Linked DNA regions of Mus musculus: regions 1 and 2 are each linked to region 3. Evidence: chromatin loops called from intact Hi-C (ENCODE). Cell type or tissue: heart. All regions are shown on one strand. Each heading gives the region's core, and the rest is flanking DNA. Links, peaks and the distances in the headings are about the cores only.

Evidence for each region. A loop is a pair of places that touch in the nucleus more often than their neighbours do. Peaks named below come from ENCODE experiments on the same cell type or tissue, not always from the same donor. Only the 100,000 strongest peaks of a DNase experiment are listed, where the experiment ranks them.
Region 1: a loop joins it to region 3, with 2.8 times the contacts of the local background. A loop is called at or near these places in 5 of 42 quality-filtered maps.
Region 2: a loop joins it to region 3, with 2.3 times the contacts of the local background. A loop is called at or near these places in 7 of 42 quality-filtered maps.

What each region holds. Positions count from the first base shown.
Region 1 is chr1:193,184,845-193,195,133 of GRCm38, forward strand. It overlaps Traf3ip3 (TRAF3 interacting protein 3), which reads right to left. Exons shown (of 16, transcript NM_153137.4): 5 at 10,229-10,289; 6 at 9,981-10,005; 7 at 9,676-9,705; 8 at 9,445-9,540; 9 at 2,255-2,326; 10 at 1-90. Among named protein-coding and RNA genes, the nearest start is that of Traf3ip3, 12 kb to the right of the region's middle. In heart, for the core only: no CTCF peak of the experiment used is centred there; DNase peaks (open chromatin) are centred at 4,567, 5,157 and 7,017; H3K27ac peaks cover 3,702 bases.
Region 2 is chr1:192,716,142-192,726,430 of GRCm38, forward strand. Hhat (hedgehog acyltransferase) reads right to left here. Exons shown (of 12, transcript NM_144881.4): 6 at 9,979-10,212; 7 at 816-987. Among named protein-coding and RNA genes, the nearest start is that of Gm22265, 24 kb to the right of the region's middle. In heart, for the core only: a CTCF peak has its summit at 6,214 (motif pointing left); no DNase peak of the experiment used is centred there.
Region 3 is chr1:193,125,324-193,135,612 of GRCm38, forward strand. It overlaps Utp25 (UTP25 small subunit processome component), which reads right to left and starts at 4,928. Exons shown (of 12, transcript NM_145415.2): 1 at 4,721-4,928; 2 at 4,168-4,207; 3 at 2,944-3,223. The coding sequence starts at 4,827. In heart, for the core only: CTCF peaks have their summits at 5,007 (motif pointing left) and 8,600; a DNase peak (open chromatin) is centred at 5,008; H3K4me3 peaks cover 1,942 bases; H3K27ac peaks cover 1,250 bases.

The sequences.
Region 1 (10,289 bases), core at 709-8,708, 59 kb after region 3:
CTGCAGTGACGCCTTAGCCTTCTGCTCATAGCTGCTTCTCTGGTCTTCCATCTCCAGCAGCACCTTTTTCATTCCCCAGGGGGAGTGTTTCTGTAAATCAGAACAAGCCAACAAATACTTGTTGAACTTCCCACTCCAGGGATCTACACATGAGCATACTGTAGGTCTCATACCCAGGGAACAGCTGAGCAGGGGAGTCTCCCAGGCTGTCTGAGAAGTGCCTGCCATTGGTAGAGCCCTTCTACCACAGCCTCCCTCTCTTCTTCTGTGCTCCAGATGTAGAGAACACATCAGTTCTGCGGAATCTCACTAATTCCTCTAGCCCCAGCTCTCGTGGCTTTTTTTGCTTAGCATTGGCATATTTGCATTTATGAGAATGGGGCCCATGATTTTGGAATTTCCAATAATCACCCCCTTCATCTAGTGCTCTGTTCTGTGGATGAATCTTCCTCACTCCACTGGAAACAATTTCCAAACAGGGGACACACTGCTGTTTTAAAGAAAAAGTTCAGGGGATCTGAGGACTTGGTGTTCTAAAAGAGTGCATTTGCATTAGATGTTTCCCCTGCTTAAGGACCAAGGAAAATTCCCCCAAATCAGATAAAATAGATTTGCAGATCCAGTAAAGTATTGACGGCCCTTGTTACCTCCTCTTTTTGCCTTGTGGTTTTGGGGAAGGCAGGCAGCTTTTATGGTCAGTTCTAGACCCATCTGGGTAAGTCCAGACAACGAAGGTTAAGGAGAGGATCATTAGCAATCATTTTGTCTCACCTTGGGATTGTCTGGAATTTTATTTTTGTATCTGTAAGGGTACTCTGCTTTTTGGAATTTTCATTAAAAGTCAAACTCAAGAGAAACTGGTTGAAGCCAAACATGGTGATGTCCTAGTTACTAGATTTAATTGTAGTAATCACAGGTTAGCTTCATTTCCAATAGAAAAATTAATAGACTACGTTGGCATAGCTGCTTCTATCTGTGACTCTAGCACTAAGGAAGCTGGTGGGAGGGTCACAAGTTCAAGGTCAGCCTAATAACTACACCTTTCTCAACAACAAACAAATTAAAGATTTGCATTCTGGCTTACATGCTTGTCACTTAAAAGTCTGATGGGCATATTTTAACTAAGAGCCTAACAAAGCAGCTCACATTGAAAACAAGCAAACATGTAGACCTGGAAACCTATAGACCAGTGAGTGGTTTTCAGCTTCCTCATGCCGCAACACTTTAATACAGCTCCTTATGTTGTGGTGAGCCCAACCATAAAATGTCTTTCACTGTTACTTCATAACTGTAATTTTGGTACAGCTATGATAATTGTAATGTAAATAGTTTTGGAGATAGAAGTTTGCCAGAGGGGTCATGACCCACAGGTTAAGAACTGCTGCTATAGACACTATAAACTATTCTCAGCTGCATAGGAAATTACTGATCCCTCTGGTGCCACATGAGAGAAGCCCAACCATTCCCTTCCTACTTATGTTTCCTTCAATATTTCTTACACGCACGTGTGTGTGTGTGTGTGTGTGTGTGTGTGTGTGTGTGTACTTGCCACATACACAGAGTGTGTGTAGAGGTCAGAGGACAACTTGTGAGGGAGATGCAGATCTTTCCTCCTACTATATGGATCCCAGAGACTGAACTCAGGCCTTTAGGCTTGGTGGTAAGCACCTACTAAGCCTTCTTGCTGGCCCCTGTTCTCCCATCTCTCCACCTGTCAGGGGGACTGATTTTCTTTTATTGTAACATGGGGATAGGCCAAATCAAGAGATTACTGGAGTTGAACACTTACATCACTTTCTTTAGACTCTTGAGTTTTTGCTTTCTCAGGGTTCCTGCTAAAGAAAACAAACACAAACAAACAAACAAAACCCCTTCTTCCTGAGATGAAAACTATTTTTGTGATTTTCTGTTAGACCCTCTTCACCTGTCCTCAGATTGGGTTCTGTGGAGACTGACTGTGTGGTGTGAACCTTTACCAACGGCTTCTCCCTATATTTCCTTAGGAGCCAGCAACATGTTTAGTGTTGGAATCCCTTCCCAGGGTACAAAAGCATGCATGGTAGGACAAAGAAGGGCAGTTGGAGGTGGTTACACGGCCAATTAGGGACAGCATGACATAGACAAGCACAGTGAGGTAAGAGTTAGTGTGCTAATCTCCATTTGGTAGCATTTCTAGAAGGCAGAGCTAAGATCCAAACATTTCAACTTTATTGACATTAATGTGCTGGAAATTAGTGTTCTCCAGGATGCTTACCTGCAGGCAGGTGTAGAGCTGGTTTTCTAGGGATCTTAGTTTGCCCTTCAGCTTGTCTTCATTAAGCTGTCCCTAAAATAAACAGGATTAGTTAGTAAGCTAAGGAAAAAACAACCAACCAACCAACCACAAAGAGGCTTGTTACATCTCTCCAGCCCTGTCCCACAGCCAAAGCTTGGTGCTGTGGGTTGAACCCCTCTAGGTGCAGAGATGGCTAAGGCACTCTGAGGGGAAGTTGGTTTTCTCTCTGTAGGCCTAGGGTGATCCTGATTGGCCCCAAATTCTCTTTGTATCTTGAATTTCTCTAACAAATGGCCCAGACAGCAAAGAAGGCCATAGAGAGGGAGGTTTCTAAACTGCCCCCTACCCCCAGCTTTCCTTGCCTTCTCTCATCCTGGACCTGGACCTTTGTCTGTAGAGCACAGGTATGAAGCTAAATGAGGTCTTTGCTCCTGGGGAGGATCTGATTTGTTCCAGCTCCTTGTTAGGGGTTGAAGTGTGTTTGTTCACCCTTCAGTTTGTATGCTGCAGTGAGCTACAGTATTCTATGTAGAACGGGAGCATATTTGGAGGTTGTGATGGTTTAAATATGCTTGGCCCAGGGAGTGGCACTATTAGGAAGTGCGAACTTGTTGGAGTAAGTTTGTCACTGTGGTCATGGGCTTAAGACCCTCATCCTAGTTGTCTCGAAGCCAGTATTCTGCTAGAAGCCTTTAGTTGAATATGTAGAATTCTCAGAGCCTCCTGCACCATGTCTGCCTGCATGCTGCTATGTTCCCACCTTGATGATAATGGACTGAACCTCTGAACCTGTAAGCCAGCTCCAATTAAATATTGTCCTTATAAGAGTTTCCTTGGTCATGGTGACTGTTCACAGCAGTAAAACCCTAAGACAGAGGCTGTACCTTCAATGAAGTTAAATGCAGTCAAATGAATTTAGTCTAGTCTGGTAGTGTTTTTCTAAAACAAGACCAGAACACAAGGTTAAACTGAGGGAAGACCACAGAAGACAAGATGGGTGTTGGCAGCCCATTCAGCAGGAGGGGAGACTGGTACTGGTGATACCTTGATTTCAGGGCCCAGGACAGTGGGGCAAAGGTTTCTGTCATGGCAGTCCTTGCATTTCACACCCTTCATATCCACTGAGAGTTCCTAGAGCCCCTCAGAATGTTCAACTCTCTTGTATGTAAATGTGTACTTTTATCTAAGGCGTATGTATATCTTCCTGTATGCTTAAAGTCGTCCCTGACTCTCACACACAGTACACTGGAAATACCATGGAAATGTCAGCTATAACGTATGGACTTGGCACTAATTACAAGAAAGACAAGAAAAACAGGATTTCCCCCCCCACCCCCTTTCAGTTATACTCGATCCAATGTTGGTTGAATCTGAGGCTTTGGAACCTGTGGCTGTAGAGGAATGACTACTGGTGTGTGTGTTCCTCCCTATCTGGCAGGACTCCTGAGAAATTCCTTGAAAAGTGAGAAATGGACCTACAGATACGAAACAGAGTAGGTGTGGACACGGGGAGGGGTAAGAGGGCCTCTTGGAAAGTCACAGAGCGATTCAGAAGCTGGGTCAACCTAATAGTCTGTCCCTGCCCCGTCCCGTGAGCCCCAGGTCCTGAGGTGCCTCGTGGCACTTTAAGGTAGGTATCCCTTGATCTAGGACCAAGCAGAGAAAGATGAGCAGAGGTGCAGTTCTGGCTTCTAGTCTTGTAGCATTTCAGCTATAAGATCCTTGTACCTGCATACATTGGAGCGTTTCACCTACTTTGCTGATCTTTGTACCTGTGTACACCCCCCTTGCCAGCCTTGAATTTTACCCAGGGGACATCTGTCTGGAGTAGTGGGGGTGTCAGTAATGAGAGTATGTTTTTTAGAGATAGAGCTGTGAGCAGTTAGTCTGTAGTGGTTTTCATATTCCTTCTCTGACTTGTCTACCCAAGTTCTGTGGGACTCTTGGAGTCCTTTCTCCAGGCCTGGATGTTGTGGCTCCTGGTGTCAAACTGACTTCCAGCCCTCATGGCTAAAAAGACTAGGGTGGAAGAGGGTGTCTGGGATGAGGTGGGCCTCCCTTTCTGGGAGTCGGGTGCCTGGGGAAGACAGGGAGTGGCATCGCACAGCTCCCGTTTGATCTTATTTGTTTAATTCTTCTAACTGTAGGGACCAGGGGGAGCCCCCACCCTTTCTGCTTCCTGTGTTATTCAGCTGGGCCTTGCAAAAGCAAAAATCTTTGCCAAAAACAATTTTCTAAAGTGCCTCCTACTATTAATGTTTTTCTCAGCCGCATGTGGGAAAGAGCAGAGAGAAAGGGATTTGGCATTTACAATAACCACAGGGCTTGGGACCAATGAGAGAGAAGGACAAAGGCTTCCACTGTTCGGGCGCAGGGGTAAGAGGTAGAACAGCTGCATTCCCCAGAGGGGCCTGTTCACTGTCAGTCTGGCGGCAACACACTAAGCTGGCCCCACCCCGCCCTGCTCTGCGTTGGTCTTCCCACTAACTGCATGCACTTTTCTTTGCCCAAAATCTACAGTGCAGAAGCCAGCCAAACCCACCAAGTTTAAAGACCAGGATCATCTCCTTATAGCGTGGAAGGGACACAAGCCCCAGACAGAGTCCTTGGAATGTCCTCTGGGCACCTTCCTATTCTGTAGTATCATGCTCAATTCAGTGTTTTCCTCTCCCAAGGGTTTATGTATCTCAGCCAACCCCCAGATTATTTTTCCATTTATGTTGCAATGCAAGACAATTTACAGTATCCCCTTTCAAGTAGGAATAGGGGCTGCCACCCAAGTCTAGGGCATGAACAAAATCTCTTGTACATAGAGCTCTGCTTCCCAGACTCCATAAGGCAAGCAGGAAAGTCCCAGCCATGTTCACGTTGCTGCAAGTGGAGCACAGGATTTCCTGCCCCCGCACCCTGACTCTACCCATGCTGACGACTGTGTTAGAGTATCTGAGAAGCTCTAAGGCTACAGACCTTACCCCAGGAGCCTGGAGCATCTTGGAAAGGAGAGGAAGGCAGTGAGGAGGCCACACACACACACACACACACACACACACACACACAGAGTGTTGATCCAAGGCTTTAGATCCTGCTACTGTTTGATCCTCCTGCCTCAGCTCTGTTTCCAGAAACGCCACACCTTCACCACAGAAGCCCCTTCCCATGGCTGCTCATCTCTCCCCTAACAGCTTGCATACTGGGTGAAGCCTGTTCCCTCTGTGTTGTCATCTCAGGATCTCAGTTATGCTTTGCAGAACTTAAAGCCCCAGTGCTCCACTCCTGCTTCCTCTGCAGGCAGAGCTACTTTTGTTCCAGTGGCCAGACCCCAGCTCTGGGTTCTCAGCAGTTCCTAGGGATGTCTTCAGGGGCACCAACCCTGGGGTTCTCCTGTAGATCTTACCATGAACATCCTTGCATGAGAAGCTGCAGATTCATATGTGGACCCGAATGGAAAGGACAAAGTAGACACTGGGCTTAAGCCTGAGTCCCAGGTCTGACCTCATTCATTCAGCTACTTTCCTAACACCATCAAATGAGGCCACGGTCCAATGGCTTACTGCAGTTGTCTCAGGAGGGGTGGAATTGGAAGTGTTTTGTTTTGGGAGAAGTAAGGGTTCTCAAGTGAACAGTTATGGATGACTTCTTAAATACAGGAAGCTAGAAGCTTGGGGTGGGAGAAACAAGAGAAGTGTGTGTGTGTGTGTGTGTGTGTGATGTGTGAGACCTGGGAAAGGTGGGAAGATGGGAGCGAGGAACCAAGCTGGAGCCTGGGGAAGAGCCTGGGATAAAATAACACCCTCCTCCAACTTTATGATAGAAATAGCTTAAAAAGGAAGGCAGGGGCTTAACATATAGCCCAGGCTGGCCTGGAGTTTGGAATCCTCCAGTCTCAGATTCCTGATATCTACATGAATAGCTCTTACAGTATCTGCCTCATTCCCACTAAGCACAGTTGGCCTGGGCTTTCTAGACTTCTCCAGGGCCCCACCCCTCACTCAGCTGGGCCTTTGATTAGAGAAGCTATGAACACAGATCAGATCATTCCTTTCTGTTCGGTTCTCTAGTGAACAAGCTGCTCCAAACAGGCAGGTTTCTCAACCTGGGTGAGGTATGCAGTTTCATGGTTTGGCCGTTCCAAAACAAAATGTCCGCTGTGACACTCATGCACACACACATACAAATATGTATTTATGCGTGTTTGTGTGTCTTTTCATTAAATCTGAAACAAACCTTAACCGGAAAGGTTCAAGTCTCCTGTTCTGAAACTGTGAGAGAGGTCTTTGTGTGGTGCTGTTCAGACAGGATCCCTTCCTGTCCATGGCTTTGGGCTATACCCAGTGCTCTGCACACCTTGGCCCGGAAACAGTCTAATTCCCTAAGTGCTTTTCTGCTTTTCCTCCGCATCAAGCTGCTTCTGAACTGGTAAGCTCCGGCTCATCCTGTAAGGCCCAGCTGAGAAGGTCTCTGCAAACAGCCTGCCTTATTCTACCTCAGGCAGAGCCACTCTCTTTTTCTGTGTCAGGCTGCACATACGTTTGCAGCCTTGTCTCACTGGCATTATCTGCTGCGACTCTTCCTTGCTGGACTGTGAGTCTTTCAAAGCAAGGGCTCCATTTCGTTTTGTTCCTGAAGTCCTGGCATAGAGTTGAAAGTCACTCAGTATCTGCTGAAGGGGTGCGTGAGATGAGCTCAATTTAGCTCTGTGCCGGAAACCACCTCACATGCCCAGCTGCCCGGCTCAGGCTCCTTCCCTGCTAGTGGAAATGACTTGGCAAGCAGGGGCCTGACCAAAGGGACTCCTGAATCCAGGTCCAGTGACTAGCTTGAAAAGTGGGAGTGGTGGTCTTCTGTGTCACTGCAAACTTCCTGGAGTGTTTCGTAACTTCCTGTTTCACTTCTTTAAGCATAAACCTTCCTACCAATGAGGTGCATTGGGCGCATGGGAGACTGGCATTCTGCCTCAACACTCCTGCTGCCTTAGGCTTTGGTGGCACCAACCTGCTTATCATCTGTTGGACACATGAGCTCCTAGAGACTCTTTCAAGGGATCTGCAAGGCCTCTCCCTTTCCAGCATGTGTCTCCATGACACTGAATTCTTTCAAACACTTTAACTAAAAGAGTGAATCACAAGAGGCTGAATTCAGAAGCAAATAGAGTTTAGCTGTCTATTTTTTCAGCTAGATATTGTAAATGTATATTGTATATGCCGCTTCTCTCTTTTTATCCTTTTGAAAACAAAATTCTTCATTAAAATACATAAATTAACGAATGATGCTTGACTAGTGTCATTTCAAAATTAATGTTTCTAAATTTCTGTTTTAACTTTTAACAAGGTGAGTTCTGATATGGTACACATCCAAAGTTCTTTGGAATTTTTAATTAAACTTAGTATAAAGAACCCTGGACTGGAGAGATGGCTCAGTGGTTAAAAGCACTGACTGCTTTTCCAGAGGTCCCGAGTTCAATTCCCAGCAACCACATGGTGGCCCATAACCATCTATAGTGGGATCCAATGACCTCTCCTGGTGTGTCTGAAGACTGCAACAATGTACTCACATATATAAAATAAATAAATCTAAAAGAAAAAAAAAAGAATCCTGATGTAGGGGCTGGAGAGATGGCTCAGTGGTTAAGAGCACTGACTGCTCTTTCAGAGGTCCAGAGAGAATTTAATTCCCAGCAACCACATGGTGGCTCACAAGCATCTGTAATGGATCTGATGCCCTCTTCTGGTGTGTCTGAAGACAGCTATAGTGCACTCATATAAGTAAAATAAATAAACTTTTTTTTTTTTAAAGCATCCTGATATAAAGAATTAGAGAGCCATTGTTCGAAACCAAGCCATGCTCTGGCTCTTAGGTGTCCTGTTTGTAACCCAATCCTAGTGTCCTCATTTGCTTGGTAAATGCCTGCTGTCTGGGTGCCTCCAGCTTCTTCTCTGGAGTTGTCTGTTCCCTCCTGTAGTCTGCCCTACACTGGAAGCATTTCTTTTCATTGTATTATTTTGGTACGTGTTTTGTTTTCAAAACTATGAACTCTCTAAAAAGCAGGACCCTGAGCCTAGAGTATGGCAGTGCATGACTTTAATCGCAGCACTTGGAGTACAGAAGCAGGTGCATCTCTGTGAGTTCAAGTCCAGCCTGGTCTACAGAGCAAGTTCATGGCCATCCGGAGTTATATATAGTAAGACCATGTTTTAAACAACCAACCAACCAACCAACCAACCAACAAAACAAACAAACAAACAAACAAACAAACAACATGTTTTTTCCTAAAGAACAAATTCCCAGTACTTGTAAGCAGGAACATGGTGTTTGGCTATCTAGAGAACGAACAGACCATCATTAGAGATCTGAACTTAGCTAAGCGACTATGTGACTGTGGGCAAGGCCTTGGCCTGTTACAGCAAACAGAAAATCAAACTAGATCACCCATTAAGTCCTCTCTATTCTGCCACCCATCTACAGGCAGAGTATTGTCATTGACTGGCTTGTATGGATCTGTGATGGTTAAGTTTGATTGTCTGCTTCATGACGTTTAGAATAACACTGAAGACAAACACGTGGATGTGTTTGTATGGGAGTTTCTAGATTGCAGAGGTGGTTAGACCCACCTGCAAAGGGACTGTCCCATTTCATGGGCTGGGCTTCCCAGTGGAAAAAAGAGTAAGGACAGCCAGATGAACACCAGCATTTCTGTCTTAGCTTCTTATCTATGGATGCAGCATGACCAGTTGCCTCACAGTCTCCTGCTGCCATGACCCTCCTCCCCACCATGATTGATCATACTCTAAAACCATAAACCAAAACTGGCCCTTTCTTGGAAGGTGCTTTTGTAGGGTATTTTGATGATTTTGTTGTTGTTGATCAACAACAAAAGTAACTAACAAGCACAGAATCCCTCGTGAAAGCCTTGACTTTGACAACACTGCGTAGGCATTTCTTTCTTTTCTTTCCACAGGTTTAAAGACAGGCCTCTGTCTCCTTTTGGTTCTGAGTCTTCCCTAGGTATGCATTTACCATGTGACCCTTTGACTTTGATACTGTATCTGAGTATCACCACTTTTGCCTCTTCCCAGAGAGACAGCCCTGTCCTTGTTAGCTGGTATGCTGAGAGAAATGAGGCAGGCATGCATAGGCCTGCGTACTTTGTCTGAAGAAGACTTTTCCCTTACCTTCCAGGAGCTGTCAGAGGCCCGGATCAGGGCAGGCAGGAGGTCCTGGAGAATCACCATTTTCTTTTTTAGGATCAGCTCCCTATGTAAGGCTTCCTAGAAGGGATATGCAAAAGGAAAGATTAATCTGGAGGAAGAATAGGTGCAGAGCTGTGTGTGTGTGTGTGTGTGTGTGTGTGTGTGTGTGTGTGTGTGTATGTTTGGGGGTGGGGGGCTTACCATGATACTTACTTTGAGGTATTCCGAGAGTTGAATGATGTCCTAGTGGGAGAGATGAAAGAGATTCAGGAGGACTTCGGCATAGAGCCAGAGCCCTGGCAGGCTTACAGGTAGCAGAGTCCTGGCAGGCTTACAGGTTTGCCTTGGATCTGGTAGGGTCCTTCTGGCCCCACATCTACACTCAGGACCATCTGGCCATCCTGGAAGAAGGTATCCCTCTACCCCAGCCTGAGTTTAATACAGAATCCCAGAATGATAGAGGTTAGGTGCCACCTGAGCCAGACCCACCCCCACCCCCCAAATGAGGGTTCTCTTACCTTGTCTAGGACAGCAACTCCACATCTGGGAAGAGAAGGAAAACATGACAGTGGGTCAAAGAATGGAAGCAGGAAGGATGCCAGCTGCACCGGGCATCCCTGCTGAAGAATAGTAGGGTGGGGAAGGGCTTTTCCTCCTCAGTTGGGGTGGGCTCCTCTTGGTGTGTCCAGTGGAGGTGTTCCAAGTAAACATTTGGAGGGGTAGATGTGATGTGAAGCTTTAGGGTCAGGAACACAGAGGAACTCACTTGGTTTGCTGACTGGCATCATTCTTTATTGTTGGCAATGCCTCTTCTGCCTTTGTCTGAG
Region 2 (10,289 bases), core at 1,582-9,581, 410 kb before region 3:
ACTGAGTAGGATAAGGGAAGATCCAGTCACAGTATGTGTGGCCTCTGCTGTTAGGGTGAAAGAATGAAGGACAATGGTTTTCACAAATGGTTTTCTCCAGACAAATCCTATACCTGGAGACTGTGTCCTTCTGGGGAAGTAAGACTCCCAAACTACCTTGCTGGCAGAATAGAGACAGATGCAAACAAGCAAAGAAGACCAACGAAGACATGCATGTGCATGAGCACATGTGCACACACATGCACACACATGCACCATATACTGTATCTACAGGACATGTGTACACCCCATGCACACACATGCACCATATACTCTATCCAGAGGACATATGCACATCGCATGCATATACATACACCACTTACTCTATCTATAGGATTTACTGTGAGGCCCATCCAAAAGGTACAACATTTCACTGAACCCCCACAGTAGCTCTGAAAGGGCAAGTCTCATTTTTGAGATGAAGGTGTTCAGACAGATGTAAGCTCCACCAAAGCTGCCCACCCGTGTCTAAGAGAGATGGGATTCAAACCTATAGCTACCCAACTTGGAAGCTCACAGACAAAAAAATGCAGTCTGTAGGTCTTGGAGCACCTGCTCACAGAACAGCCTCTGGAGCTGGTTAGCAACTCTGCTCTCTCCCACTAAGTGTAACATGGCCTCTTGTGAAGACATGGGCCCAGCCATACTCTGTCAATTCCATCCCAAGTAGGGGGTCACTCATCCAGGACTCTCAGTTCACTCTCAGACACAGTCCTTTCTCATCAACCACACCAAGCAGCTCACACATGTAAAACCTTAGCAGTTCCCACAATTACCTAAGGTCCAGCAGGAAACGCTCTCCAGGAGGGGGGCGCTGCTGTAGAGGGCATGCATGTACATGAGGTGTACCATCAGTTCAGCCAGCCACCACCAGCAGAGCAGACGACCCAGGCCCTTGGCTACAATGCAGAGGCTGTGCTGCAGAGAGTTGAGCTCTGGCTGCTGCATCTAAAGAAGGGACAACAGAGAAGGCAGCGTCAGTCGGTGCTTGGTCCCAAGCTGTGCAGAACATCTCTTCTGTGATGTTTCTGTTAAGGTTTGTGTAAATTATTATTGCCGTTTCTACTGATAGGGCAATGGGAGGGTGTTTGCCTCAGGTACACTCACTTTTCCTGGGTAAGAAAGTTGCAGAAACTGCCCCCGGAACAAGAACAGGTGGGCCAACACGGGTTACCCGAGAGCCAAGAACAATGCCAATTTCTGCATCCTGCTACCAAGCCTTGACCTGAGACAGTCCAGGTTGGGCCAGGATTTCAGACACTCTGCCCCCTGAAACTGCCTCTCTTTGGGTCCTGATCAGCCTGCTGGTTTCCACCCAACCGCCAGACTCATGCCTGAGCTACTAGGATAAGGCAACAATAGAAAGGGGAGGACACTGGAGATGGAGTGAGTGACCTGGGAGAATTAAGCATGTCTGTCAGTCTGCCAGTCTACCTTTTTCCAAGAAGAAGAAGAGGGAGAGGGAGAGGGAGAGGGAGAGGGAGAGGGAGAGGGAGAGGGAGAGGGAGAGGGAGAGGGAGAGGGAGAGGGAGAGGGAGAGGGAGAGGGAGAGGGAGAGGGAGAGGGAGAGGGAGAGGGAGAGGGGAGAGGGAGAGGGAGAGGAAGAAGAAGAAGAAGAAGAAGAAGAAGAAGAAGAAGAAGAAGAAGAAGAAGAAGAAGAAGAAGAAGAAGAAGAAGAAGAAGAAAATGATGAGGAAGGGGAGGAAGAGGAGGAGGAGGAAGAGGAGGAATAGGAGGGAGAGGAGGAGGAGGAGGAGGAGGGTATACTCCTATGAGACAAGTATCTCAGCATAATAGGCCAGACTCTATCATCAACCACACAGCTACATGATCCTGAGAAATCTCTCAACTTCTCTGGGACTTGGCTTCCTCAAAATAAGGCGAAAGTTACAGTGGTGATGGCAAGATGTGAGTGTGAAGTCCAATACCCACACTTTGCTGTGGGGGTCACCTCACTATGTGGGAGTTACCTCACTGTGAGGATCACTTTGCTATGGGGAAGTGCCCTCACTGGTGGTTCCACCTCACTGTGGGGGTCACTTTGTGTGGGGCCACCTACTTGTAGGTGTCAACTCACTGGATGGCTTAACCTCATTGTATAGACCGCTTGGCTGTGTGACATCATAGTGGGGATCACCTCAATGAGGGGGTGTCTTAGCTTGCTTTCTCTTACTGTGCTAAAGACTGTGATCAGAACACTTTGAGGAAGACAGGGCTTATTTAGCATCCACCTTACACTTCATCATGAAGGGAAGTCAGAACATGAACTGAAACAGAGGCCATGGGAGGAATTGTTCACTGGCTCGCTCCCTGTGGCTTACTCAGCTTGCTTTCTCATACTGCCAAGAGCCACTTGCCTAGGGTAGCATTGCCCTCAGTGTGCTGCCCCCCCATATCAATCATTAATCAAGAAAGTGCCCCACAGGCTTGCCTACAGACTTTTGCCTACAGTATTTTCTCAACGGAGATTCTCTCTTCCCAGATGATCCACTTGTCATCATCTTGTGTCAAATTCACACACACACACACACACAAAACCTAACAAACATGGAGCCACCTCACTATATGGATTACCTCACTGTGGGGTCACCTCACTGTGAGGATCACCTCACTGTCAAAGTCACCTCACTGTCTGGGGGGGGGGGGTTCACCTCACTCTGCAGGTCAGTCGGGGCAGTAAGAATCCACACCAAGGCAACTGACATCAAGATACCACTATGTGATGGTTTGTATATGCTTGATCAGAGAGTGGCACTATTTGGAGGTGTGGCAATGTTGTAGTAGGCCTGGCCTTGTTGAGGTAGGTGTGTCACTGTGGGAGTGGGCTTTAATACCCTCATCCTAGCTGCCTGGAAGCCAGTATCCTGCTAGCAACCTTCAGATGAAGATGTAGAACTCTCAGCTCCTCCTGGCACCATGCCTGCCTGGATGCTGCCATGTTCCTGCCTTGATGATCCTGGACTGAACCTCTGAACCTATAAGTCAGCCCCAATTAAATGTTGTCCTTATAAGAGTTCCCTTGGTCATAGTATCTGTTCACAGCAGTAAAACCCTAATTAAGACACTCTGGATGAAGCCAGGCCTTGCTTGGTGTTGCATACTGGTACACTGAAGCAACCTGTCTAGATGAATGTGCTAACAGCCTCAAGAGGTGTGTTGGCACATAGCAATTCTCACATACAGCTGAATCTGTCCAGCTTCTAAAAGGTGCTGTCCACATAAGCTGCAGCCCAGGTCCCCAAAGGCCCAGCCTGCATCTGGGGTTCCAGGACCTTGCTGATATGCAGGGCCAACCTGGTGAGCAGAGACAACACATGGGTGATGGCAGAAAATTTACCTTCCCAGCTTGACACTCAGCAAAAGGCCAGTTTGGAGGCTCTGCTAGGTGTCCCCAAGCCACAGGCAAAATGACACAAATACCTATAAAGCAAACGCATGAAGTCCATCCACACGGTGGCTGATTGGCTCCGTGGTGACAACATACCTACTTCCTGGGAGCCTAACTAAACGTTCCCTACTCTTCTTTGAGGGATATGTCTGTGTCACCTCTGCCAGGAAGGACAGAGCATCTCCTACAGCCACAGACGCACCAGTCATCACCCACTCCTCTGTCGATTCACTCTTATCTAAAGAAGAAAATGTGAAGGTTTTTATTCAGGGCTGGAAAGATGGCTGAGTGAGTACAAGTCTAATCAAATAAACAGGACCCAAGCATGATCCCCAGGATCCCCATAAAAAGCTAGGCATGATAATACACACTTGTAATCCCAGAGCTGAGGAGACAGAGACGAGAGCATTAGAGATTTGGCTAGTCAGCCTGTGCTACATGGTAAGCTGCTGGCAAGAGACCCATCTTTAAAAAAAAAGAAGTGCTAGCTCCTACACACATGCACACAATCACACACATGCACACACACATGCACACGCATTTGCCTTTCTGGAAGGTTGGTAATCCTGACAGTCCACTTGCACTCCACTGTAGTGCAGTCTCTTATTGCAAGTCATTTGTCCCCTGCCTCGCAGCAGGGGGGACAGGCTGCTACACAGTGCCCATCCTCAATGCTGCACAGAGAGCATTCCATTTGAGGCATTTCCAACTGAGGGGACTGTCAACCTTAAGATCATTGGAAACTGCCACGGTGGGATTTCAAGCTCAGACTCCACTGAAAAAACACACATTAGCTCGTCTGCCAAGTGTACTTTAAAACGCATTACGATTTAAAATCTCATTTCATGCAAATTGCATAAAAGGGAATGTCGTCTCTCTCCCTCGGTGACGCTGTGACGACTGAAGATGGCAGTTGTCAGAGACGGAAGGTTCTTGTCCTTTGCTTGGGAGACATGGAGATGTCTGACAGCAGCAAAGGCCTTTCCTGGGTCAGGACTCCTGTCTGTGGGGCCCAGGGACACAGGCACCAAATGATGCTTCTCTGTATTGCACAAGTCCCTAACCTCCTATCCATGAAATGCTTCTTACTCAGGCCCAGCATCAATGACCCCAACCCAGCCACCCACAGCAGAGCCAGTGATGTGCACTGGTCTCTCCCAGGAAGTACACCAAACTGGCAGCTGGTACAGAAGCCATGAACCAGGTCTGGACAACTGGACCTCTAGTGTAGTGGTTCGCAACCTCCCTAATGCTGTGACTCTTTAACATGGTTCCTCATGTTAGAAGTACTTACTTATTACTTCATAACTGTATTCTTGCTACTGTTATTAATTGTAACATAAATATCTGATATGCAGGGTATCTGATATGTGACCCCATGAAAGGATCACTTGATCCTCCAAAGGGGTTGCAACTCACAGGTTGAGAACCTCAACTCTAGACCCTTATGCCAGCCAGACATACTCTATCCTCCTTAGCTCCTGTCACAGCAAATCAGCGTGGCAACATCATCTTTTTTTTTTTCTTTTTTCAAGGCAATATTCTAATTCTTACTTTGTAGCCAAGGTTGGTCTTGAATTGTGCATGTGTCTCTCTGTGCCTGCTTGTGTGTGTGTGTGTGTGTGTGTGTGTGTGTGTGTGTGTGTGTGTGTGTGTGTGTGTGTGTATATATATACACCCATGAAAACCATAGACCAATATCCAATGTCTTCCTCTATCACTCTTTACCTGATTGATTGATTGACTGACTGACTGACTGAGTCAGAGCCTCTCACTGAACCTTGAGCTGCTATTATCTCACTGGTCCATTAAGCACCAAGATTCACCTGCCCCACCCCCACCCCCAAGCACTGGGGTTACATAGGTGCACTGGCACACCTAGCTTTTATGTGTGCTGTGGGGATTCAAACCCAAGTCTCCATGTTTGCACAGTAAGCACATTACCTACTGAACTATCTCTCCAGCCCTTGATCTTAAATTTCTGATCATCATGTCTCCACTCCACTCCCCGACCCCCCGCCAAGTGACAGGATTTGAGGCCTGAGCCACCATGCCTGGTATGATATAGGGATTGGACCAGGGCCTCATGAATGCTAGGTAAGCACTCTAACAACCAAGCTCCAGCACCAGTCCCACTACTACTGTCTTTACTCAGCTCTCCTCCCAGCCTGCCTTCCACACACCAGTCTTTGCTTCCCGCTGTACTCCTGGGAAGTTCAGATGCTGAGCTGCTGTGGGGCTGATCTACTGTAGGGAAAGTAGCTGAAGCCTGGGCACCTGACACTTGCTTGTTCAATGAATGAAAATTTCACATGCTTTAGAGTATAGAGGACACCTTTTCCACACTTCCCTAGTTTCTGTATGTAAATTATGTGGTAGAAATTGGAGTAACATATATTCTGCAGAGGTGTTCCTCTCTCTCTCTCTCTCTTTTTTTTATGTTTTTCAATCTTTTTTTTAATTAGGTATTTTCCTCGTTTACATTTTCAATGCTATCCCAAAGGTCCCCCATACCCACCCCCCCAATCCCCTACCCACCCACTCCCCCTTTTTGGCCCTGGCGTTCCCCTGTACTGGGGCATATAAAGTTTGCAAGTCCAATGGGCCTCTCTTTGCAGTGATGGCCGACTAGGCCATCTTTTGATACATAACCAGTACCCGGGAGCTCTTGTCTTTAGCTGCATATGTATCTCTCTCTTTTTTTAATACTTGGAGTTTCAGATTCCCACGTGGAGCCTGCTTGTCCCTGCTGGGTTTATTTCCACATGGGATGCTGCTGCCCCCTGGTGGTAAAGCCTCCTCATCCTCATCCACTCCAACACTCCAGAGTTCTTCCATTATTGCTCTTCCATCTTCCTTTCTTCCTGGTCTTTTCCTCTTAGATTGAATTTGTAGCCTCCTCCTGCTTACAGAGAACTTGAGAACTCACCAGCATCCGAGGCAAATGCAGGAATCGTGTGCCCTTTTATTCTATGTGTGTATAAAGCATATAGGGTGAATGTGTAGGTTTGTGAGAGTGCAGGAATCACGTGCCTTTTTATTCTGTGTGTGTACAACGTGTGTGATGTGAGTGTGAGTGCAGGAAAGTATCTAAAACTCAAATGTCCTTTATTCTTTGTGTGTATGTATAGTGCATGTGAGGCGAGTGTGTATGTCCCTGTGTGTGCAGGCATCACATGACACAAAGCACAGGTAGAAGTCAGAAGACAGTCTCAGGTGTCAGCACCTGCCTTTCACCTTTTTTTTTTTTTTTTTTTTTTTTTTTTTGGTCTGAGACAGGGTTTCTCTGTATAGCCCTAGCTGTCCTGGAACTCACTTTGTAGACCAGGCTGGCCTCGAACTCAGAAATCAGCCTGCCTCTGCCTCCCAAGTGCTGGGATCAAAGGCATGCGCCACCACCTCCCGGAAGAAAGAAGTAAGACCTGAGAAGATTGACCCTGCAGGGTGAGCCCACCCATCCTCCTAGACTGATGCTCAACAGACCAGCAGTCCTGCTAAAGGTTTGAGTGAACCATGGCCTCAACATCTGCTTCAGAGGACAGGGCATAGGACCTGATACACGCTCTTATTGTTCCTGTCTGAGCCTAAAGACCGAAGTTGGAGAGGAGAAGGGGAATACAAGAATGGCTTTGCATCCCAACAAAGTGCAGGTCCCACTGGGCAGGTCCCCACGCACATGAACAGCTGGGGAAAGAGTTTGTTTCCTCTGGATGGCTTTAGTCTTCGACTCCAAGGATTACTATCCATCCCAGGGGGAGAATGGGGTTTAGTTCAAAAAGTTGTTGGCTGGAAAACTGAGAAAGAGCCAAGTTCACAATGTCAAGGAAATTCCAAGAGGCAAGATGAGGATGGTCTGAGTCCACCAATCCTGTACCAACTCTGCCTTCATCCCATTCCTCTGACAGACTCAAGAGAGTGGTTCTCAGCCTGGGGTCTGGGGCAAGGCCTGAGAATTCACATCTCCATTCCTGATGGTGCTACAGACAGGAGCCATACTTTGAGGTCATGTGCCATCACTAAGCCACCAGGAATCTAAAACATAATCTCAAATGCAGACCTAAAATCATTTCATAATCAAAGAGTGAACCTCGGGAGCCAACCAGGGTGTGAGAAACGATACAGCAGCCCACCACAGTCAGGAATGCCGTTGACAATGGAGGAATTCTTAAGTGGGAAGGCAGGCCTTTCCCGGCGACTCTAGACTGATGCTATTGCTATAATGCAAACACCGACTTTTGGATAAATGAGTAACTCTGGAATTATGAAGATGAAATAAGCATTTTCTAAGAACCTTCCTTTTTCTTCACTGAGCATCTTTCATATTGTCCCAGAAACAGCAACACCTATGACTCTGTCCTCACAGACACATACATGCATATTTGTGTTCTGTGTGTGCATGCATGTGTAGGCTATATGTGAGTGCATGCATATGTGTGCTGTATGTGTGCATGCATGTTGTGAGTTATATATAAGTGCAGGCAATGTGTTACATATGTGTGTGTGTTGTATGTGTGCATGCACATGTGTGCTCCACACACATGCCAGCATGTGTGTTGTGTTTGTATACATGTATGTTATATGTGAGTATAAGTATTCATTGTATGAATCCACATGTGCATTCTTGTGTTGTGTGTACATTTGTGTATGTCTGCATGTGTCATATGTATGCGTGTTATACATGTGTTACATGCATGTGTTGTTGTACATGTATGTTTATGTGTGCCTATGCATAGTCTCTTCAAGATGTCTGTGCTTTGGAGGAGGCAATGACCCTTGGGAACCACTGTTTTAAGTACTAACACGTAAGCTAAATTCTTCAAGTATGTCTCAGTACATTAGTGGGAAGGAGAAGTGCGAGGACAAACGTGGCTTGCCGTGACATCTAGACAAGAATGCTGGGTAGAAAAGGTTTCAGGCCCCTGCAGAGTAAGAGCACACAATCACCCAGGAACATCCTTCAACTTGATTTGCTCTCTCATTTGGAATCCAGAACAATCTGAAGCCGTGTCAGGGCCACTGCATAAGCAGTCTGTGAATGAGAAGGGAGGGAGCAAGCCATCTGCTAGCAGCAGGCAATGCCATCTCTTCCTACTAGCTCAAGTGAACTATCAGAATCCAGCTTCCTGTCCCTGGGCCTTCCCTGCAATGGAACTGCTCCTGAAATTCACTGTAGCCACTTAGGAACCAGGCGGCCGCTGTCCCCTGAGAATCAGGGCCCCTCTGTCCCACCCAGGAGAGACCATCCACCTTTAGGTTATTCAGATAATAGTGTGTGCTCGGGTCAGCAGCACACCTAAGTGGGGAGACACACATGTCACAAGTGAGCATAGCAAACACCCCAAGTCTCAGGCTACAGTAGGGCTCCTCACTGACTAACTCAAAGCAGCCTTCTCAGCGCTGATGCTTACAAGTTCAAAATGTCAATCAACTCTGAAAGTGCCTATGTGCCCCATGCCCTGTCAAATGCTCAGCTGCTGGCTTCATCTTTTGTGCAAATTAAATAATCCATCTCATTATTATGCAAATTTGTTTTAATCTTGAATAAACGGTAAAATTGTACATATATCAAATAATTGTTTTAAAGTAAGTGCCTTTTATGATTTGTTCATAGTAAAAGCTTGATTTGTATGCCTATTTTATATACACACACCCCAGGGTTGAGTAAAAATTCCTCTGGCAAGGTGTCTACAGGAGTATCTCTAGGACCACTCCAGAATTTGTTGAAAATTCTGTCCCAATCACAGTCAACATTTATTTAATGTTTTTTTTTAATTCTAGTCATCAAATCAAATGGTAGCTTTTCAAATCAAACATTCAAGCCTGTGGGGTGACTCAGTGGGTAGACGCAAGGCACTTGCACACAAACTTCACAAACTGAATTCAATGTCAGGATTCTATAATGTGATAGGAGATACTGATTTCCTACAGAAGTCCTCAGAGTTCCACACATGCACATGCATACACATGTGCACACATATGCATACGCACACGAGCTCACACACAAACACGCACACATGCACACACACAAGCACACACAAGTACACACACACATACACACACACAAGCACATGCACACACACATACAAATACATAAATAAGAAATTTAAAGTCAAACATTCTAACACAAGTTAATCCAAAGACTAACTCAGGACTCACATGCTGGGAAATAATGCAGGAAGATATTAAAGTCTTTGTTTCCCATAATCAAACCATTCAGTTTCTTCAAACCTGCAACTCATAATTCAGGAGAGCCTGAAATCTGAGCGAGGTGCTCTGGCATTGAAAGATGTCATATTATAACATGGCCCTAGCCACACTGCAGCCATTTTACTATTCTATGTTCACAATAATACAAGATGGGCAACCACTGCCAGAAAACACCAGTCATCACCCATTAGACTCTGAGTTACTTTTGATCGTACATTGAAAAACCTTTTACTGTTCCCAAACTTTTGTGAACCCCATATTCAGTATGCCACCCCATTTGGGGGTCACATCTCACAGTCTAAGAGGTAGGGACCTTCACCAGCCCGGTCCCCAAAGGACTCTACCTGTCTGAAGAACTCCGGGAAGTTAAGGATGGGCCCGTTGTGGAAGACGGGATAATAGAAGACGTAGGTCAGCAGCCACGGGTAGGAATGGGAGGCACCTTGCGCAGATGGAGTAGGTTGTGCAGACGGAGGCTGCCGGCACAGCTCCAGGCTGAAGCTGGTGTAGTACAGGCAGCGAACAGTGAGCGTAAACTGGAGCAGGTAATACTCGTTCTCTGTCTTGTACCACCTTCTCTGCAAGAGCGACGAGAGAGGGAACAGCCTGTGAGTTAGTGGTTAAGATGGCACCAGCCCCTGACAGAGGAGCTGGC
Region 3 (10,289 bases), core at 1,482-9,481:
AATGACCCTTCTCACATTTCTGAGGTAAATAAGACAAATGTTTATAATTAAAACATGCAATAAACAAAACCATTTTCCTCTAAAAATTTAAATGCAAAGAAAACCAGCACTAAGAACCTCCAAACATTTAAAAATTATAGCAACGTAAGTTTTTGCTTATTTGTTTTTGTTTTTCAAGACAGAGTCTTACTATGTAACTCTGAATGTTCTAAAACTTACTATGGAGACCAGGCTGGCCTTGAATTCACAGACATCCTTCTGCCTCTGCCTTCCATGTGCTGAAATTAAAAGTGTGCCACTGTGCCCAGCAAGGCAAAGGATTTTTAGCCCAGTAAAGCTAACTAGGAAAACCACTACATGGCTGGTCTAAGATTTTTTTTGTTTTGTTTTATTTTGGTTTGGTTTGGTTTTTCAAGACAGGGTTTCTCTGTATAGCCCTGGCTGACCTGGAACTCACTTTGTAGACCAGGCTGGCCTCTAACTCAGAAATCCACCTGCCTCTGACTCCTGAGTGCTGGGATTAAAGGCATGCGCCACCATGCCCCGCTCTTTTTTTGGGGGGGTGGGGGGTGGGGGTGAGGTGGGGAGTGGGGGGGTGGTGGGCAGGTTAAGATTTAAAACAGCAAACAACAAAAAAAAGTATTTGCTGGGCTGAAGAGATGACTCAGCGGTTGTGACTGCTCTTCCAGAGGCCGAGTTCAATTCCCAGCATGGTGGTTCATAACCAACTGATGCCCTCTTCTGGTATAATTGAAGACAGCTACAGTGTACTCATATATATAAAATAAATCTTTAAAAAAAATTTATTTGCCTATCATGCTCAAGGCCCTAGCTAGAATCAAAAAAGGGAGAAAGAGAGAAAAGAGAGAAAAGAGAGAAAAGAGAGAAAGAGAGAAAGAGAAAGAAAGAAAGAAAGAAAGAAAGAAAGAAAGGAAGGAAGAAAGGAAGAAAGGAAGAAAGGAAGAAAGGAAGAAAGGAAAGAAAGGAAAGAAAAGAAAGCCTGGCAGTGGTGGCACATGCCTTTAATCCCAACACTTGGGAGGCAGAGGCAGGCGGATTTCTGAGTTTGGGGGCAGCCTGGTCTACAGAGTGAGTTTCAGGACAGCTAAGGGTATACAGAGAAACCCTGTCCAAAAAAAAAGAAAAGAAAAAGAAAGAAAAGAAAGAATGACTAAATGAATAAAGGCCTGGGATGTAACTTAGTGGGAAAGTGTGTAGCTGGCATGTATGAGGCCCAGCATCACAGAGGAATGGAGGGAATATGGAGACCATGTTAGGAGGAATGAGGAATGGTAGTGCACACCTTAAATCCCAGTACTCGGGAAGTGAGTTTGAGGCCAGCCTGGCCTATACAGCAAATGCCAGGCCACCAGTTAGGGATAGTGATACTCTCTCAAAAAAGGAAGTGACTGTAAGAATAACAGGACTGAGATAGTGAGATATAGAAGTCACCCACATATATCCAGCAATTAAAAGCAAACTATTAAGAACAATAGCACAAAGGTAAAATAGACACAAGCCAGACATTGCACTACACACCTGCAATCCCAGCACTGAGAGGTGGGAGGTAGAAGGCGGATGGAGCAGGAGGATGGTCATGACTGTGGGCCACACAGTGAACTCAAGGCTGGGTTTACAGAGTAAGAGCCTGTCTCAAAAAGGCTGTGTGTTTAACCATGTTTCCAGATTTCTATAATGGGCACAGCCAGTCTACAGCGACCAGAGTCAGTTCAGTGCCAGCAAAAGGATAGGCATCTCTGTAGGTCATGGAAGGTACATGTTTGTCAAAGCTCAAACTGCATATAGAAATTAGGTACACTTCGTTATTAGTTAGTTTTTCCTACCCGGATCTGGTTCTTGCCTTCCACCTTTACGTGGGTTCCGGAACTCTAACTCAAGCTGTCACCTTTTACAGCAGGAGGTTTTACCCAGTGAACCACCTGGTCAGCCCAGGCTGCCTTCTGTTTGCATATAAACATATTCTAATGAGGCTGATTTAAAAAAAAAAAAAAAAAAGCCAGGCATGGGGGTGTGTAGAAAGATTCTCTTATGTACAGTATGGAAGCATCACTTGTCAGTAAAAAAATGATGGCCTAGTAAAAAAGGCGGGAAGTAAGAGTTCTGTAGAGAGAGAAGAACTCTGGGAGCTACTCAGGTGAGGGTGATTCCACCAGCGGACTCTGAGGAGTAACTAACCAGCCACGTGGCTCGCATGTTATAGACTAGAGGGGCATATAGTTATGAGCTTGTCGGAGAACAAGCCCAAGCTTATGGTCTAGGCACTTGTTCATAACTAAGTCTCAGAGTCGTCATTTGAGATCTGGGGACAGGCGGAAAGCCTTCCTTCACAGGTATACACCTGTATTCCAGGGCAGAAGTCGGATCGTAAGCGGAAGGCCAGCCTGGTCTACACAGTAAGACCGTAACTCAAAAGACGAGCTCAGTCTGACATACACAAGACCCTGGATGTGATTCCCAGGCACAGAAGATCACTTAGCGGTGCATCTGAGCCCTAAGACAGAGTCTCTCTGGGCTCTCAGTCCCAGTACCTCTCAGAGTCACCTTAAGGACCCAGTGAGAGCAGCCTCATCTCCTCTCCAGCTGCTTCATATAAACAAATCTACAACATGAAAGTTTGTATTTTTATGTCTACCTCCCATCAAACCTGGTCTCTTACTGAAGCGGAACAACCTCTTCAGTGAACTGAGCTGTCACAGTGACCACATAATGTCCCCCTGATACGCCAAGCGGTCTTACGGGAGGTTACAAGTCCCCCAAAGAGTAAGCCAACAGCATTTTCCTGATGAGAGGGTCCTGTGTTCCCATCAGAGTCTCAAAAGCTAACCCAACCCAACAAGGCTGAATCTCTGCCTTGGAACCACATGCTCTCACTCAGCCCACACAACACAGAATGAAGAGGACAGGCCGGCCCCAGGCACTTACGTTCCTGTGTCTCAGCAGCCTCCTCAGCAGCCTCCGAGACAGCAGCTTCTCCCACACTGCCATCCTCACTGCCAGCTTCCTCATTCATTTCTGCATCACCTACAGCACTGTCATCTTCCTCTTCCTCTTCCTCCTCCTCCTCCTCCTCCTCCTCCTCCTCCTCCTCTTCCTCTTCCTCAGAAACATTCTTTAATGTAGCAAGCAGTCTGTGGTACCCTGAAACGTGCTCTTGTTCACTCTCTGATTCACTTTCAGAATGTGAAGAATCTGAACTCTCTGGCTAAAGAAAAATGAGAAATTAATATATATATATATTGTTGTCAAAATAAAAATAAGAAAGAAAATGTGAGAAATACATATTAGTGGAATTTCCTCAACCACAAAGAAGGAAATTATATCACATGCAAGGGGATGGATAGAATGGGTGATAAGGAAGTAAAAATAAGTCAGACTAAAGACAAGTAATATTTTCTCTTGCACAAGGAAACTAGATTTAAAAGAAATTAGAAGTCATGAAATCAAAAGGACAAGAATTTGGGAAGAGGAAAGGGATGAGCAGAGATGGAAGACAAACAGTCAAAGGAAGGAAATGAATACGATCAGATAATTTTGACTGGAAAAGTCCTTAGGAAACCCGCTACTTTGTATAATGAATATACATTAACTCACAGACAAAACAAAAATCCCTATGAGCTTTTCAGCAAATATTACAGTCTCATCTCTTGAACCAAGCCGGGCATGAAACTTAAATAAAACAGTTAACCAAGCTATGGTTCTAATTGACATCAGCTGCACGTGGAAAGAAAACTGACTTTTCAAACAAAATTTCAGGTTATGAGTTTTAACTTACATCTCAGACATCAGGTTTCATGTTGCATGATGTAAGAGGAGAATTACAAGCAAGTGTCACTGTCTGAGTCTCCGGGCCCCTTGTCCATTTTATACTGTGTGAAGCCTTTCATGCACAAGGAGCCAGCACTCTGATGAACCCCTTCCACAGAACTTAAGACAGTGTCATGGGGTAGTTTCCAACCATAGCCTCTCTCATCACATGGTAATTTCTACAGCTGTCTCCATCACTTACAACCAATTGGGTAGCATTACTAAAATCACAGCTCACACCCAAAACAGAGAAACACGGGGATGCAAACCAAACTTTACGTTTACACCCAATCTTAAAGGTAACAACCCAATTCCAACTACTATAAAGAAAAAAAGCATTACCAGCTGACAAATCTGCGGCTTGGCTTCCTTCTTGGAAACCCTAAAATAGAAATAGATAACATTAAACTTTAGCTGCTAGTTCGTAACAATCACGAAAAGGCATAATGATTCTGCTTTAAATGAATACCAAAAAAAAAAAAAATGTCCAATACAGGATAATATCCAGTCAGTGTAAAAAATGAAATTCTGCATGCACAAGGGCAGAGATGATCAGCAGACAAAAGGGTAACAGACAAGAGAGCTCAATGACATCTCTTAAGAAAGGATAAGTCAGAAACTGGCTTTTAACGGCACACCGGGGTTCACCTCTCAGGGCCAACTTTATCTCCCGACCTCCCGTCCTGTTTTTGGAGACCCTTACGCGGCCCTGGCTGGGCTAAGCTGCGATTTCGCGCCTGAGCCCGCGCGTGCTCGGATGACAGGCAGCACGGCCCGCGGTCTCAGCAGGTCCCGGTGCAGAGCGCACCTCCGCAGCGGGGTTCCCGTCCTGCACCGACCGGACCCGGCTCAACTCGGCCGGAACCAGCCCTCCCGGCGGCCCGCGCACCCCGACCTGTCGTAGAAGGGGTGCTCCTCGCCGAAGTCGCGGAGGTGCTTCTTCTGCTTCTTGGTCATGGTGCTGAGCATCTGGCTGCGGCCCCGGTTCCGGCGTTTGCCCATAGCGGAAACGTCAAGCTCGCCACAAACAAACAAACAAAACACAAGGTTCCCAGTGGCAAGTTGTCGCTGTCGCACGTGGGCACGCTGGCTTTACGGCGGAGGCGGGAGCCGTAAAGCAAAGCTGCTTTACGCCCAGAGAGTACGACAGGCGTTACACCCTCTGGTCGCTATACTGCCCCCTGCCGGAGCGCCTCTAGCACATAGGCGTGTCTACGCATGCGTGATCGGAACACCAGCTCCTAGGGCTGCAGGGACTGGCTGTCTTTCCGGGATGGAGTGGCTTGCTTTGTGCTTATCTTTTACCTTTTTTTTTTTTTTTTTTTTCTCCAAAATTGAGGAGGACGAGGTTGGTGGTCCTTTGTCCCTCTCCCAGGAGCTAAGAACTGAACCCAGGACCTTGCACTGGTTTTCAAGCACTAAGCGAAATCCACAACCGCGTGGTTCGCTTTGATATGTCAATGTATGCTAGCAGAAATGGTTGAATGCTACTCAGAAGAATAAGGACCATCGCTTAAGGGTGCCCGCACACCCCACTTAACGGCACACTGTCCAGACGGATCTAGCGAGTCAGTCTGTTGAGAAAGATGCAGACACCGATGCTTAGCAAGAAAGATCATTCATTAGTCTCTGGGAGTATGTGAGGTGATCCTCTCCTGACATTGCTTCTTTAACAAAAGCAGAAACACACAAGATAAAGTAGGATCTTGTATGTGTTATCACCCAAACGAGTGAAACTGTACATTTAAAGTTGATGTGTATTAGCCTGAGTGTGAGTAATAGCCTAAACGGGCCAGGGGCGTTGCTCGCTCATATGTAGGGTGCTTAGCCAAGGTACTTTTCAAATCCTGGGGTTTGATCTTTAACACTGAGCAAAACAAACCCACACAGCAAATAAACTAGTGGTGACTCACACCTGTGATCTCAGTCCCCGGGAGGCCGAGGCAAGAGAATGAAGTGTTAGAGACCTTTACTTAAAAAATAAAATTGAGCCGGGCATGGTGGCACACGCCTTAAATCCCAGCTCTTGGGAAGCAGAGGCTGGCAGATCTCTGTGAATTTGATGTTACCCAGGGAAAATAAAACAAGACCCAACTTCTCTAAATAAACAAAGGAACGAACAAAAATAGCTGAGGCCTGTATTTCAAGGACACACAGCAATAGGTGAGGCTGTTTGACACCACACAAAGACATACTTCCCTTCAAAACTAACCGAGGTTCAATGTAAACAAAGTACTAGCTCCAGCTTAGACTCAAAGCACAACTGGAGACATCGAAACATCTTTCTGTGGAAGAGTAGGGGTTTACTCAGGTCCACCTGTCCGCCCTCTGTTCCAGGGTCATCTACTACTAATAATTAGGGTGGGAGTGGGAAAGCCAGTGGTGGTGGGGGACAACCCCCCCCCCCCAGCAAAAAAGTATCAAAAGCCATGCAAACAGAAAGGGTGGTAGCCAGCACCTGGCCTGGCCTAGGAACTCATTAATAGACATCTGTCTTCTGTCTAGTTGAAAGGTATAGTCACTTAGATAAACAAAAGGCTGTTTGCAAAGTGTCCTCACAGGTTTTATGGCTCTGGTGACCGTGTAACCTGGCTCTAACCAATAAAAGCCATACTTTTTTCTCCTTTTACTGCACCCCAAGGGCCCTACCCCACACCCCCAGACATGCAGTTTCGTGTTCTTCCAGAGATCTCATCAGAAGCTGAAGGTTCCAGCACTTGAGGTGACTCTTGCTCTCACGTGGTTTCCAGCATGCAAATCTAGACTATTCCCAGTTTTAGGCAAAAATTCACCCTATCTCCATCCAAGTAGTCTCAGCATTGGCTTGCTGACTATTGGAAAAGAAGTCCCTTTCTTTCAAAGTATTGATAGTCACCTTCAATAAGGTTGACGGAGGGCCTATGTGACTATAACCTGACGGTTAAGAATTTAGCCATTGTCTCTATACCTCTGTGGAAGCTCTCTATGAGCACACATGTGCACATACATGTATACACATGACCTCCCCCCCCCACACACATACCTGGGAAGTTTTAATAAAGACAGGTTTTTCCCCTCCTTTTTTCTCTCTTTCTACTCTTAGAACTCATTTCTCTCCCCTAGGATATCCTTTTATGTATTCAAACTCAAAGTCTTTTCAGAGTTAACAGTAGTTCAGGAAGTGAGTTCTATGTTACTGTACAAAGAAATGCTAGTGGGTTTTAAGTTACTGTTCCTGGGCTGTTTGAAGTGAGGTGGGTAAAGGGCAAGAATATTCTTTAAGAAAAGAGCATTCAGAATACTCAGGAAGGCTTAATAATTTAAAAGAAAAAAGTTCCACAGAAATTTTCAAATACAATAAATAAAAAACTTGACAAAAAGATATGATAGACTTCACAGGCCTGCTACTCAGCCTCAGGGATTACCCATGAGCCTCAGGGATTACCCATGAGCCTCAGGGAACACCCATGAGCTTCACACAATTACCCATCAGCCTTGATATTACCCATCAGCCCCAGCAATTACTCCCTGAAGGCTACCCATTTTACATTTATTGCTCTACACCCTACAAATTTTGAAGCAAATTGTAATAATTATTTAATCTGTAAATATTTTAGTATACTTTTGTAAAAGACTGTATGATCTACAGAGGGAGTTCTGGACAGTCAAGGCTACACAGAGAAACCCTGTCTTGAAAAACCAAACCAAACCAAACCAAACTCACAAAGTAAGATGAAAATGATTGAGAAAGACACCCAATGTTGACCTGGGACTTCCACTTGTACACACACATACACACACACACACAGCACTACACAATAAATAAAATGTTAACACAAGAGCACATCAGAGAGCGAGCCATCAAAGATCAAAGGAACAATTTAGATGTCTGAGTTCCTAGTTTGTTAAGACTATGGGGAAAGTGTGTGTGTGTGTGTGTGTGTGTGTGTGTGTGTGTGTGTGAATATATATGCATTTATGGGCCCTCCTGGTCCTTTAAGACTCATTTTCCTACATACAAAATCACTATACAAATGTCCTTCAAACACAGACCCATCTTACCTTTCCAGAGTCCTGACAGAAATTATTGGCATCAACTCACAAAATTATGAAATAACCTCAGTTACTCACTCAGAAACATTTGCTGATCACCTGTTTCCTGCCAACTGCATTGCGTACAGCTAAAGCGAGGATAAGATCCACACCAGCCTCCTCAGGGGACACTCTGTGTTGGAAAATGAGCATACTTGGAGCCCTGGCTAGAAGTCTCGGCTCTCTACTCTTAGGATGAGCATCTATCAATCATGCCATTCACCAAACATCCACCGACTACATGAGCAAGGACGTGTGGGTTATAAATAGGGTCTTAAGGTTATATGTCTCAGTCTGTGCTGCCATTGGGTTTCACAGTACTCACTGCGCAGAGTTTCTTCCCAGGAGAGTTAGCTCAAGAAAACAAGATTGTGTTTCCTCCTTTTCTATTCCTAACAGGTACCCAGAGCCTGCAATATAAGGACTTTTTACTTTCATCTCTTGAGACAGAATCCTAGGTAGCTCACATTGTCCTTGAACTCAAAATCCTCCAGTTTCAGTTGGTTGAGTTCTGGGATTACAGGCACATAGAGCCCTTCCCAACAAGCTATAGGTGGTCTGTCTTTTTAAAAGTCAGTGACCTTAAATAAATATACTTTCTGGACATTAACCTACCAGTAGATATAGACTACAAAGGAAAATATTTTGTCTATCTGATGTTAAGGACAGGCTTCAAGTTTGCATAGCCCCCTCTGCTGTAGGACTGTGTAACTGCACTCTGCTGTCCATGTTTTCTGGTGAGGACTCCCAAGTACACATAGCACAAGATACTCATTTGATTATCTAACAGGAGGGAGTTACGATGTTGCCACCACAATACTTCCTATCCAGGGCTTGATAGGCTCAAATCTCAGGCTTTCCTTTGGAAGATCTCAAGCCCAAATTGAGAGATAAAACCATTTGTAAATCATTACATTGTTGTAGGCTGAAAGATGCATAAAAGGTCAAAGGAACTCACAGGATAAAGTCACTCAGGCCTGAAGGAGAGAACAGAGAAGTTCTTAAGTAAGGAGGAGACTGGACAGAAGATGCATGGAGTGAGGTTTTTATAGGTAACTGTAAGAAAGAATGTTACTGTTAGTTGGTAAACTGTGAACAACCATGTTCACACTAATGGTGTTGATCACTGTGTGGATGTGGTTACAAATGATGGGGTGCATGAATACCTGAGGGCAGAGCTCTCCACAGCTACGAAAGCAAGTGTGTTCCCTTTATCCCCATGGGCTCAGAGATCTTGCATGCAGGATGCCCATGCTAGCCTAGAGTCTCCAAATAGCATTGCAGGTATAAAAGTCCTGGAAGAGGCCAGATACCTGGGAGCCTAAGGAGAGATTCAGGAAGCTAGGAAGCCACACATATCTGGAAGTGGCTGCCAAACAAGGGTGGCTGCTGTGGCTTCACTATGCCTTGTGTTCCTCAAAACCCATGTTAAATTTGATTTCTAGTGTAAAGGTATTGCGAGGCCCTTTCAATGTGTTGGGCTCATGAGCACTCTGCCCTCTATGGTGGGATTCACCCTGCTCTCAGGAAACTGGGCTCATTCTCCATGGAGTGAATGAGTTCTTGGTCTTGAAGGACTGGATCAGTTACCGTGAAAGCACAGTTACTGCAGAGCGCAGCTGCCTCTTGAGCCGTATCCTGCTCTTGCCTGATGTCAGACTCACGCTCCCAGTCTCCAGCCTCTCCAGCAGTGTGTCAAACGAACTCCTTCCGCTACAGATTGCCCACTCTCAGGTAGTCTGTCTTTTTCAGCAACAAAAAATGAAATGAGCAAGAGAGCAAACGAAATCACTTACTGCAACACAGAAAACAGAGGCTCAGGGCCCTGTATACAGAGACCCCTGAAAACAGAGACTCGGGGCCCTGCTGGTTCAAGAGGCTTCGCAGAAGAGGAAGAGCTAAGGTGATGATCAAGCTGGAACACTCAGAAGAGAAGGAAAGGTGACGCTGGTCCACATTTGTTAACTGATTCCTCTTAAAAAAAAAAAAAAAGGTCTGCAGTGGGACTGAGATGGAGGGCTCTGGACTGGAGTGTTCCAGATACAAACCACATCTCATGTTCAATACTAGATAACTTCCACACTCCATATTTGCCACTGGACTCATAAGTTATTTGTTGGCTGAGTGGTTCATGATTTTTAATAGATTTATTTATTCTATTTTATGTGTTGAAGTGCTTTGCTTGCATGCAGGCATGTGCATCACAGGCAGGCCTGGCTCCCATGGAGTTCAGAAGAGAGTGCCTGATCCCCTTGAACTGGAGTTATCTGGTTATCTGCCACCACGTGGGTGCTGGGGACGAAATCCAGATCTTCTGCAAGAGCAGCATCGTGTGCTCACAACCAATGAGCCATCTCTCCAGCCCCAGTAACTACCGTTTTCACACCACTGTG